Linked DNA regions of Homo sapiens: region 1 is linked to region 2. Evidence: chromatin loops called from intact Hi-C (ENCODE). Cell type or tissue: heart left ventricle. All regions are shown on one strand.

Evidence for each region. A loop is a pair of places that touch in the nucleus more often than their neighbours do. Peaks named below come from ENCODE experiments on the same cell type or tissue, not always from the same donor. Only the 100,000 strongest peaks of a DNase experiment are listed, where the experiment ranks them.
Region 1: a loop joins it to region 2, with 4 times the contacts of the local background. A loop is called at or near these places in 4 of 110 quality-filtered maps.

The regions. Positions count from the first base shown.
Region 1 is chr7:71,719,421-71,724,420 of GRCh38, reverse strand. No RefSeq gene overlaps it. Among named protein-coding and RNA genes, the nearest start is that of MIR3914-1, 410 kb to the right of the region's middle. In heart left ventricle, no CTCF peak of the experiment used is centred here; no DNase peak of the experiment used is centred here.
Region 2 is chr7:71,612,563-71,617,562 of GRCh38, reverse strand. The region is part of intron 6 of GALNT17 (polypeptide N-acetylgalactosaminyltransferase 17); the gene reads right to left. Among named protein-coding and RNA genes, the nearest start is that of MIR3914-1, 310 kb to the right of the region's middle. In heart left ventricle, a CTCF peak has its summit at 2,385; a DNase peak (open chromatin) is centred at 2,232; H3K27ac peaks cover 3,706 bases.

The DNA of each region.
Region 1 (5,000 bases), 110 kb before region 2:
CTGATAAATCAGCATACCCACAAGATAAATCCAGGGAAAGCAATAAAAACAAAACAAACAAAACAATCCCAAACAAAACCAAAAGCCTTCCCTGTATTTGAGAGAAATAGTCACCTTCCCCATCTGGTCTCTGGTGCTCAACTTCTTCACCCCTCTGGGAAATTCTTTTAAAAAGCAGATATCTTAAAACAAAGCAAAACAATAACACAACAGCAAGTTCTTCCCAAGACACCAATGGAAAGCAGTGGCTATGTCCTCCGTAAAGATCGAGGGGCTTTCTTCCAGGAAGCTGTTATCACTCATACTTATCTCACAGCAGTCAAGAGTAAGGCACGAGTTTGGATGACACCTCTGGGATATTGTCACATGCACTGGGGGAGCTCGGAAGAGCACGGAGGGTCGTCATGGATGGTTGCATACAGGTTCTTCATAACAGTGTGAGAACAGACTAATCCACAGGGTGTTGCTCTGGGGCCCAGGCTGGAGTACAGTGGTGTGATCATAGCTCACTGCAGCCTTGACCTCCTGGGCTCAGGCGATCCTCCTGCCTCAGTCTCTGGAGGCTGGCAGGGCGGATGGGAATCAGGAGTCTCTGGTTTTCTTTCTTCCCAACCTCTTGCAGGTTTCCTTTGCTTTGTCACTGTGCCTTCGGCTGGTTACCGATTAGAACCTCACGCAAACTCTCCAGAAAGAAAAACAGCTTCTTTCCAGGGGCCAGTGCCAGATTCTACCCTCTAAATGAATTGTGAGGTTGGGCGTGGCGGCTCATGCCTGTAATCCCAACACTTTGGGAGGCTGAGGCAGGAGGATGGCTTGAAGCCAGGAGTTCAAGACCAATCTGGACAGCACGGTAAGACCCTGTCTCTACGAAAAATTTAAAAATTATTCAGGCATGGTGGTGTGTGTCTGTAGTCCCAGCTGCTCCAAAGACTAAGGCAGGAGGATTGCTTGATCCCAGCAGTTCAAGGCTGCAGTGAGCTATGATTGTGCCATTGCATTCTAGCCTGGGCAACAGAGCAAGACCCCATCTCTGAAAAATAAAATAAAATAAAATAATTATGGTAATGGCTTTGATAAGTACTTAGAACCCCATTAATTTGGGCACATTTATAGTAGGTTGGGTCTGAGCTTTTGGGGGCAAAGGGAATTTGAATTATAAAACAGTGGTAATATCAGCGCAGTCTCAGGGTACACCTGAACTGGAACTTTCCTCTAGTTCCCACATGAGCCCCAGGCGGAGAACACTCTTCAATGAAGTGGGTACAAATAGCAGACAGATAGGATCCATCCCAAGGGAGGCCTCTGAAGCACTGAGAAGACACACAGGTAAATAGCTTTTTAAAAAAATTTTTCATTTTCTGAGCCTTATTTATATGAGCAAATGTTTAGGCATATGTTAAACTCAAGTATCACAAATTCTGAATCAAAGAGGTTGCATCTTGTATCGAAGCAGAGAAATCAAGAGGTGTAGCCTCTGGCACCAGAAGTTTGGTTTGGTGCCTTGGGCTAGGACTGGAGATTTCATTCTTTGTGTATTTTCAAGGGCAAAATGCCTGGGGAATAACTGAAAAACTGAGCAGCCTATATCTTCCTTTTTTTATCTTCATGGTGGGATTACAAGTGCTCCGCTTCATAACTAACCAGTGGCTGTGCCGCAGGCCTCTGTAGAAATCTCAATACCCAAAGCTCATGCTGTTGCCCAGGGCCTATTGCAACTGTCCCACCAAAAGCTTTACCTTTTTCTGCCTTTCCAAGTGGCACAGTGAAGGAGAGCCCACACTCTCAGGACTGGAGGAGCAGATATAATATTAGCTACCAATGAACTATGTATTCAGGAAAAAGATTAGTACAATCGATATAGATGAAGTCCACCAAGTATCCCTATACCTCACTCTGACCATGCTTTCCAATGTCCTACCCAACAAACTGTGAGATTTTATTCTTGATACAGTCTGGATATTTGCCTCCTCCAAATCTCATGTTGAAATGTGATCCCCAGAGTTGGAGGTGGAGCCTGGTTGGGAGGTGTTTTGGTCCTAGCTTGGGTAATGAGTGAGTTCTTGCTGTATTTATTCCTGTGAGAGCTGGTGGTTTAAAAGAGCCTAGAACCTCCTCCTCTGTCTCTTGCCTTCTCTCTCTCTCACAAGGTGATCTCTGCACACATCAGCTCCCCTTCACCTTCCCCCATGAGTGGAAGCAGCCCACAGCCTTAACCAGACCAGATGCTGGCACCATGCTTCTTATGCAGCCAGCAGAACCATAAGCCAAATAAACCTCACTTCTTTATAAAAGCACCCAGCCTCAGGTTTTCCATAACAGCAACTCAAATGGACTAAGACAGTTCTTTTCCCCACAAGGTAAGATAGGAAGAAAAGCAAGAGTTAGAAACACCCACTCTGTGGGTAATTTTTTCTCTTAGAGATAAGAGCTGCAGTTGGTTTGTTGGTAGCACCTCCTTATCAAACTTCTCAACAAGATAAAAGGACGTGTGTGTAATGGAAAGTGACTCAACCTGTGCTTCTCCAACTAGGGATTTGCAGGCATCTAGGCAGCCTCTGACTTTCGCATGTACAAGATGTCTGTAAGATTTTCAAAGTTTTTTTGTCTTTATTTTGGTGATTATCGGAAAATTAGGTCAGGTGCAGTAGCTCACCCCTGTAATCCCAGCACTTTGGGAGGCCGAGATGGGCCATTCACTTGCAGTCAGGAGTTTAAGACCAGCCTGGCCAACATGGTGAAACCCCATCTCTATTAAAAATACAAAAATTAGCCAGGTGTGGTGGCACACACCTGTAGCCCCAGCTACTCAGGAGGCTGAGGCAGGAGAATCGCTTGAACCCAGGAGGCAGAGGTTGCAGTGAGCTTAGATCATGCCACTGCCCTCCAGCCTGGAAGACAGAGTGAGACCCTGTCTCTAAAAAAAAAATTAATATGAGCATCTTCTGCATTACCTGGATGGCCCAGATGAGTACTGAACGTGGCTTTAGTTCATGTGTTTGTGTGCCAACAGCCCTGGGGCTAAGTTGTTCTACGGGAATTGTCATAAAAAGAAGAAGAGAGTGGTGTAAAAGCAAGAAGAGAGTGGTGGTTTTTTTTTTGTTATTGTTGTTTTGTCAAGACGGAGTTTCCTTCTTGTTGCCCAGGCCAGGCTGGAGTGCAGTGGCACAGTCTCGGTTCATTGCAACCTCCGCCTCAGCCTTCCAAGTAGCTGAGATTACAGGTCCTCACCATCACGCCCAGCTAACTTTTGTATTTTTAGTAGAAATGGGGTTTCACCATGTTGCCCAGGCTGGTCTTGAACTCCTGACCTCAGGTGATCCACTCACCTTGGCCTCCCAAAGTGCTAGGATTACAAGCATGAGCCACTGCACCTGGCCGAGGGTGGAGATTTTAATAGAAATGTGTTTGTTGCTCAGGAAAGCTGCTAGAATATAAATTCCCAGAGAGCAGGATTTCTATCCTCTTTGCTTACTAATTTACTACACCCTAGAGAGACGGTAGGTGCTCAATAAATATGGGGTAAATGAATGGTGAGTAAACATTTCCAAAATACTCCAGAGTACAGGAAACTAGAGGGAGAATCAGGTTATCATGAGGCACAGAAGAACCTCTGCTGGTTCAGTTGGTTCCACATTCACATCTGAAGCAGCAACGATTCCATTTCGGTGAGTGACAGTGCCACCAGGTTAAATGAATACTGTTAACTGAAATTTTATCTACTTTGTTGGTTTGTTCATATCGACTTGTAAATTTATTCTTATATTATAGCTGCAACAGACCTATGAGTAGAAGCCATTTTATGTTTACACATATTTGAGAAACACTATAGTAAAAAATAAATTAGGTCAGCCCTGAGGGTCTGTGAGAGTTTTTTTTTTCTTTAGAAGGATGCCACTTATTACTTTATTTAAGAAATACTACCAGCCTGGGTGACATAGTGAGATCTCATCTTTACAAAAGAAAAAAAAATAGCCGGGTAAGGTGGTATTGAAGCGGTGTCATTGTCTGGGGTAAATACCCAGGGTTCATTGTCTCACACCAAGAAGATTAAGGACATGGACCAGACACACAGGAGGAGTGAGTTTAGGAGCAGAGGGTTAATAGGCAAAAGAAAGAGAAAGGAGAACAGGTCTCTCCCTTGTGAGAGAGGGATTCCTGAAAAAGAAAACCCAGCCCTTGGACTACACCAGATTTTATAGGCAGGCTTGAGGAGATGGTGTCTGATTTCCATAAGGCCCACATATTGGTTCGGCCAGGTGTGACGTTTACATAGTGTGCCAGGGGAGGCTGGTCACCCCATTCTAACCTTATTATGCAAATGGGGTCTTTGCCTGGCTGGTGCCATATTGTCTTCTCCTTACTGTCCACATGATTTGGCAAAGAGAAGGGAAGATGGAGCCGCCATGTTGGACATGCCGATTCCCAGGTAGCCTTATCCTGTTAGCACAGCTGCCAGCATTCACCAGTGCAAGCTTCCAGCTTGCTTGTCTCTGTCTGAAGCTTGATTTCACAGGCTGCTCTTTGTTAGAAAAGAAAATCATTTGGGGGTTGCTTTTTATTAAAAGGAAAACATTACCGAGGACTTCTTTGCCCTTACTATCTACCTAAGTAATTTCTTCTTAACTCCTGTATCAGTATGTGCACCTGTAGCCTCAGCTACTTGGGAGGCTGAGGTAGGAGGATCGTTTGAGCCTTGGAGTTCAAGTCTGCAGTGAGCTATGATTGTACCACTGCACTCCAGTCTGGGTGACAGAACAAGACACTGCCTCTTAAAAAAAAAAAAAAAAGAAAAAAAGGACACACTAGATTAAAATTGTCAACAATATACACCCCATCCTGCAGGAAATGGCATATGGCTTCTCTAGCCAAGAAAGTTAACCATTTCTCCAGGTGGCAGAAATGAATTCTATCCACTGATCAAGGTGCTGCCCACGGAATAGAGGTTGTTCCCCTTATAGTTATGGCAGCTGTGTTCAAGCTTAAAGGGGCCCACTGACTTT
Region 2 (5,000 bases):
GGATCACGAGGTCAAGAGATCGAGACCATCCTGGCCAACATGGTGAAACCCTGTCTCTACTAAAAATACAAAAATTAGCTGGGAGTGGTGGTGGGCACCTGTAGTCCCAGCTACTCGGGAGGCTGAGGCAGGAGAATTGCTTGAACCTAGGAAGTGGAAGTTGCAGTGAGCTGAGATTGTGCCACTGCACTCCAGCCTGGTGACAGAGACTCCGTCTCAAAAAAAAAAAAAACAAAAAAACCAACCCCCCCCGCCCCTGCAAAAAAAAAACCAAAAATACTATCTATCAAGTACTATGCTTACTACCTGGGTGATGGAATCCATACTCCAACCTCAGTATCATGCAATATTCCCATGTAACAAATCTGCACATGTACCCCCATATCTAAAATAAAAGTTGAAATGCAAATGAATAAGTAAATAAATAATATTGTATAAATAATATTTACTATATAATTAAGTATATAACTGATACATAATCACATATATAATAAAATTATATGTGGCATAATTAATATATTTATATATTCATATAGTTAATAGTATTTAATGTGTAATTAATATATTTATATATTAATATAGAACTAATATATTCATATATAAATTAGTTAATTATTAACCATATGATATAATAATTATTTATTCTTAATATGATTCTTATAAGAATTATATATTCTTAATTATATAATGTATACTTTTATAATATAATATGCAATACATAATTATAATATATAATATGATTATATAATTAACTAATGTATACACTAATATATTAGTTACATATTAACACATAATATATAACATATAAATATAATATATAATGTAAACAAATTGTAATTATATATTATATACATCAATCACAATATATTATATATTATAATGTATTATATTACATGTTATGATTATAATTATACATTATATATTTATATTACATATAAATATAAAATATATAAACTGTACATCCAATAAAGGCCTAATATCCAGAATATCAGATTATATAGTTATATGTAATTATTATATATTTATATTACATATAATGTATTAACATATCAAATATTTATATATTAGTTATTAGTTATATATTAGTATATAATTAATGATATTTACTAAATAAATAATAAAAATAATAATAAAAAAATATTTCCAGGAGAGAAGCACACAGCTGGAAAGGAAGAAGACTGGCCAGTTCATATGGTAAAAAAGAGCCAACAAAAGGTGAGGTTGAGGAGCGAGTGAGGACAAGAGAAGCAATCAAGTCTCTGAGAGGACGGGGGGGAAAGAATCTGGAATTTACTTGTCTTCAAGTTCAGCTTCAGACACTACTGTGAATCGCCCACCCTAGGGTACTCGAACAGACTAGATTCTAGTAAGAGCCCCAGTCTTGACCACCTGCCAGGCGCATTCTGATCTTCACCACTGACAAAGCCCCACTCTCTGATGATCTAAGAGTGCCCTCCCATCCCACCCAACTGGGAGCTCGTCTATAGGCACATTGGTTCAATCTTACAGACACTCAGTCTCGCCCAACTAAGAACCACATTCAAAACTGGGATCGAGGTTTCTGAATCCAAATTCTGGGCTTTTCCTGCTGCCTTGTGCTACACCTGCCCTGGACAGAGGTGGGCAAGACGACACCTCCTCCCCTGCTATCCTCAGGGGAAAGCTCCTTCCTTTCCTCCTGTCAAGCCGAGTGGAGGCTAAGCCTCTTCTCATGGTCTCATTCATTCAGAGTTCCTTGGAGAGAAAAGAGGTTGATGCAGAGTAAAAAGTAAGAAAGCACTTTGAGGCCGGGCGCGGTGGCTCACGCCTGTAATCCCAGCACTTTGGGAGGCCGAGGTGGGTGGATTATTTGAGGCCAGGAGTTGGAGACCAGCCTGGCCAAAATGGTAAAATCCTGTCTCTACTAAAAATACAAAAAATTAGCAGGGCGTGTTGGCATGTGCCTGTAGTCCCAACTACTTGGGAGGGTGAGGCAGGAGAATCCTTTGAGCCCAGGAGGCAGAGGTTGCAGTGAGCTAAGATTGTGCCACTACATTCCAGTCTGGGTGACAGAGTAAGACTCTGTCTCAAAAAAAAAAAAAAAAAAAAAAAAAAGTGCTTTGCTCCTAAAGTGCAGATAGAAAAAGGGCACCAAGGTGCTTTAATTTACTGCACAGGCTGGAAAAGCCACATCTGGGGCCCATGATCTCAGTATCAGTGACTCGGAGGTCTCGCTGGCAGATGGAGGGCCAGGGACATAAGTGACTCAGCCTGGGACAAGGGGAGCACAGCAGGCTAGCAGAGTGGAAGCCAGTCTGGATAAAGTCCCAATTGAGCCACTGCAGCTAAAATTAAATATGACAAATGGCCTGTTCAGTTACATTAGGCACTGGCAATGGGGCCTCTGCAGGCTATGTGCTGAAGCGCTGGCCTTGTCATCTCCCCAGCAGCCTCCCAGTCAGGGCTATATTCCTTCCACCAAAAGCTGCCACAGTGGTGCTGGAAGATTCTTGCCAATCACGCTGGTCTTGAAACAAGCCACCTTGGCAACAAACAGTAATCCGTGTCCTTCTTGAGGAGCACTAGAAATGTGAGGCTGGACATCATGGGCTGAGTATCCCTTATTCGAAGTGCTTGAGACCAGAAGTGGTTTTTTTTGCTTATTTCCCTCCCTTCCTCCCTCCCTCCCTCCCTCCCTCCCTTCCCTCCCTGTTTCTTTGTTTTTCTGTTTCTTTCTCTCTCCTCTTTGTTTCTTTCATTCTCTCTCTTTCTCTATTACTTTTTTCTCTTTCTCTGTTTCTCTTTCTCTGTTTCTTTCTCTTTCTGTTTCTTTCGCTCTCTCCACTTCTTTTTCTTTCTGTTTCTTTTTTTCCTTTCTCTTTCTTCCCTCCCTCCCTTCCTTCCATCCTTCCTTCCTTTCTTCCTCTCTGTCTCTTTGTCCTACCCTCCCTTCCTTTCTTTTTTTGAGAAAAGGTCTCACTCTGTCACCAGGCTGGAGTGCAACAGTGTGATCACTGCTCGTTGCAGCTTTGAACTCCTGGGCTCAAGCAATCTTCCATCTCAGCCTCTTGAGTGGCTGGAACCACAGGCATGCACCAATATGCTTGGCTAATTTTTTGTAGAGATGAGATCTTGCTATGTTACCTAGGCTGATCTGCAACTCCTCAGAAGCATTTCAGATTTTGGATCTTTTCAAATTTGGGGATATTTGCACTGTATTTAACAGGCTGAGCATCCATAATTTGGAAATCTGAAATCCAAAATGTTCCAAAGAGCATTTCTTTGAGTCATATCTGTGCTCAAAAAGTTTCAGATTTTGGAGCATTTTGGATTTCAGATTTTTTGGATTAGAGATACCCAACCTGCTCCCTATGACTTCTTGGCTCTCTCCAGAAGGAAAATTTGGGTTGATCCAACTTAATGTGATCACAAAAGTTTGGGGGATTAGGGCTTTTGTTTTGTTTTGAAATACTAACTTTGTTGGTGACAAGTCTAAACAGTTTTATCATAAAATCCTGCACTATGAGGACTAAAATAAAAAGTAATAGGTCTTGTAGTGAGTGATCCAGATCTGAAACAAATCAGAGTTCTTGACTCTCCATGTTATGAGTTTTTTGTGTGTTTGTTTTAAAGAGACAGGGTCTCACTCTGTCACCCAGGCTGCAATGTAGTGACTCGATCATATCTCACTGCAGCCTTGAAATCCTGGGCTCAAGTGATCCTTTTGCCTCAGCTGGGACTACAGGTGTGCATCACCATGTCCAGCTAACTAAAAAAAAAAAAAAAAAAAATCATAGAGATGGGGTCTCGCTATGTTTCCCAAGCTGGTCTCGAACTCCTGGGCTCAAGTAATCCTCTTGCCTCAGCCTCCCAAAGTGCTGGGATTGAGATTTTATACCTGATTTTTCTGAAATTATGTGTTCTGGAGCCAACAAAGACAGAGGGAGGTTGCTAAAAATACCCAGACATAAGCCTCTGACCAGCAGAGGAGACAGAATGCAATGAACTGGAAAGTCCCTCCAAGCTCTCTATGCTCATTGGTCCTCCCAAAAAGCAGAGGCTACTCATGGAAAGAAGGATTTGGCTGAAACGTCTGCAGAGTGACACTGCTTCCCAGGGCTGCTTAATGCTGACCTTTTGACATTCTCGCCTTTGATTTCCTTAATGTGATTGCTCTGTTTCTTTGCTGTCTGACAAACGGTCAATTCCTGTTTGTCTTCTAATAAATGGGCTGATTAATGCTGGGGGAAAAAGAGACCAACAGAAAATCCTCATTGCCATCTACAAATAACTTCAAAGTAAATCATCTACCTTTTGCTTTCTTCTTTGAACTTTTAAATTTTTATCACATACGAATGTACCATCATTAGCTCTCCCTGGCAGCATCTATCCCTTGATGGAGTAACCGCCTCTCAAAAAAGATCATGCTTTTCTGAACATGCTGTATTTTTGGCTGCAGCCCTGAACTGCTGGGAATGCAATTGCTTTTTAATTGGAACCAACAACCAGTGTTGGCTTGGATTCAGAACTAGCCTCCCCGCATCAGAAACGTCTACTGGAGTCTGGTGATAGGCGAGAGGGGGGCCGTTAACCACCTTCAGGCTGTGAATCCCCAGGGGGAAGCTCTGTTTGTACCTGGTATCTTGGCTGGCTCAGAAAACAGAATTTCCATTTTCTGACCAGATAAAGAAATACTTGTCATTGATGGGGACTGGCAAACCGAAAACCGAATGGTTCATGCAGGGAATTTTCACCCTGCCCAGTTTATGTCTGCATGTGTGAGAATAAACTAGGAGCTTGGATGAAAGGGAACAAAATAATCACAAAGGAAATTTCTAGTGTTTTCCATCAACATGACAGACCAAAATGTCCTTTCCTTTCCAAAGGGAAACAATTGCAGGAATCGGTTCCCTTGTCTTTTGTTACTGAGGGAATAATCAGCATTCTGTAAAGAAACCCATCGCTTCAGGTTCTCATCCTATCAAGCAATTATTTATAATTTACAGCCTATTAATACAACA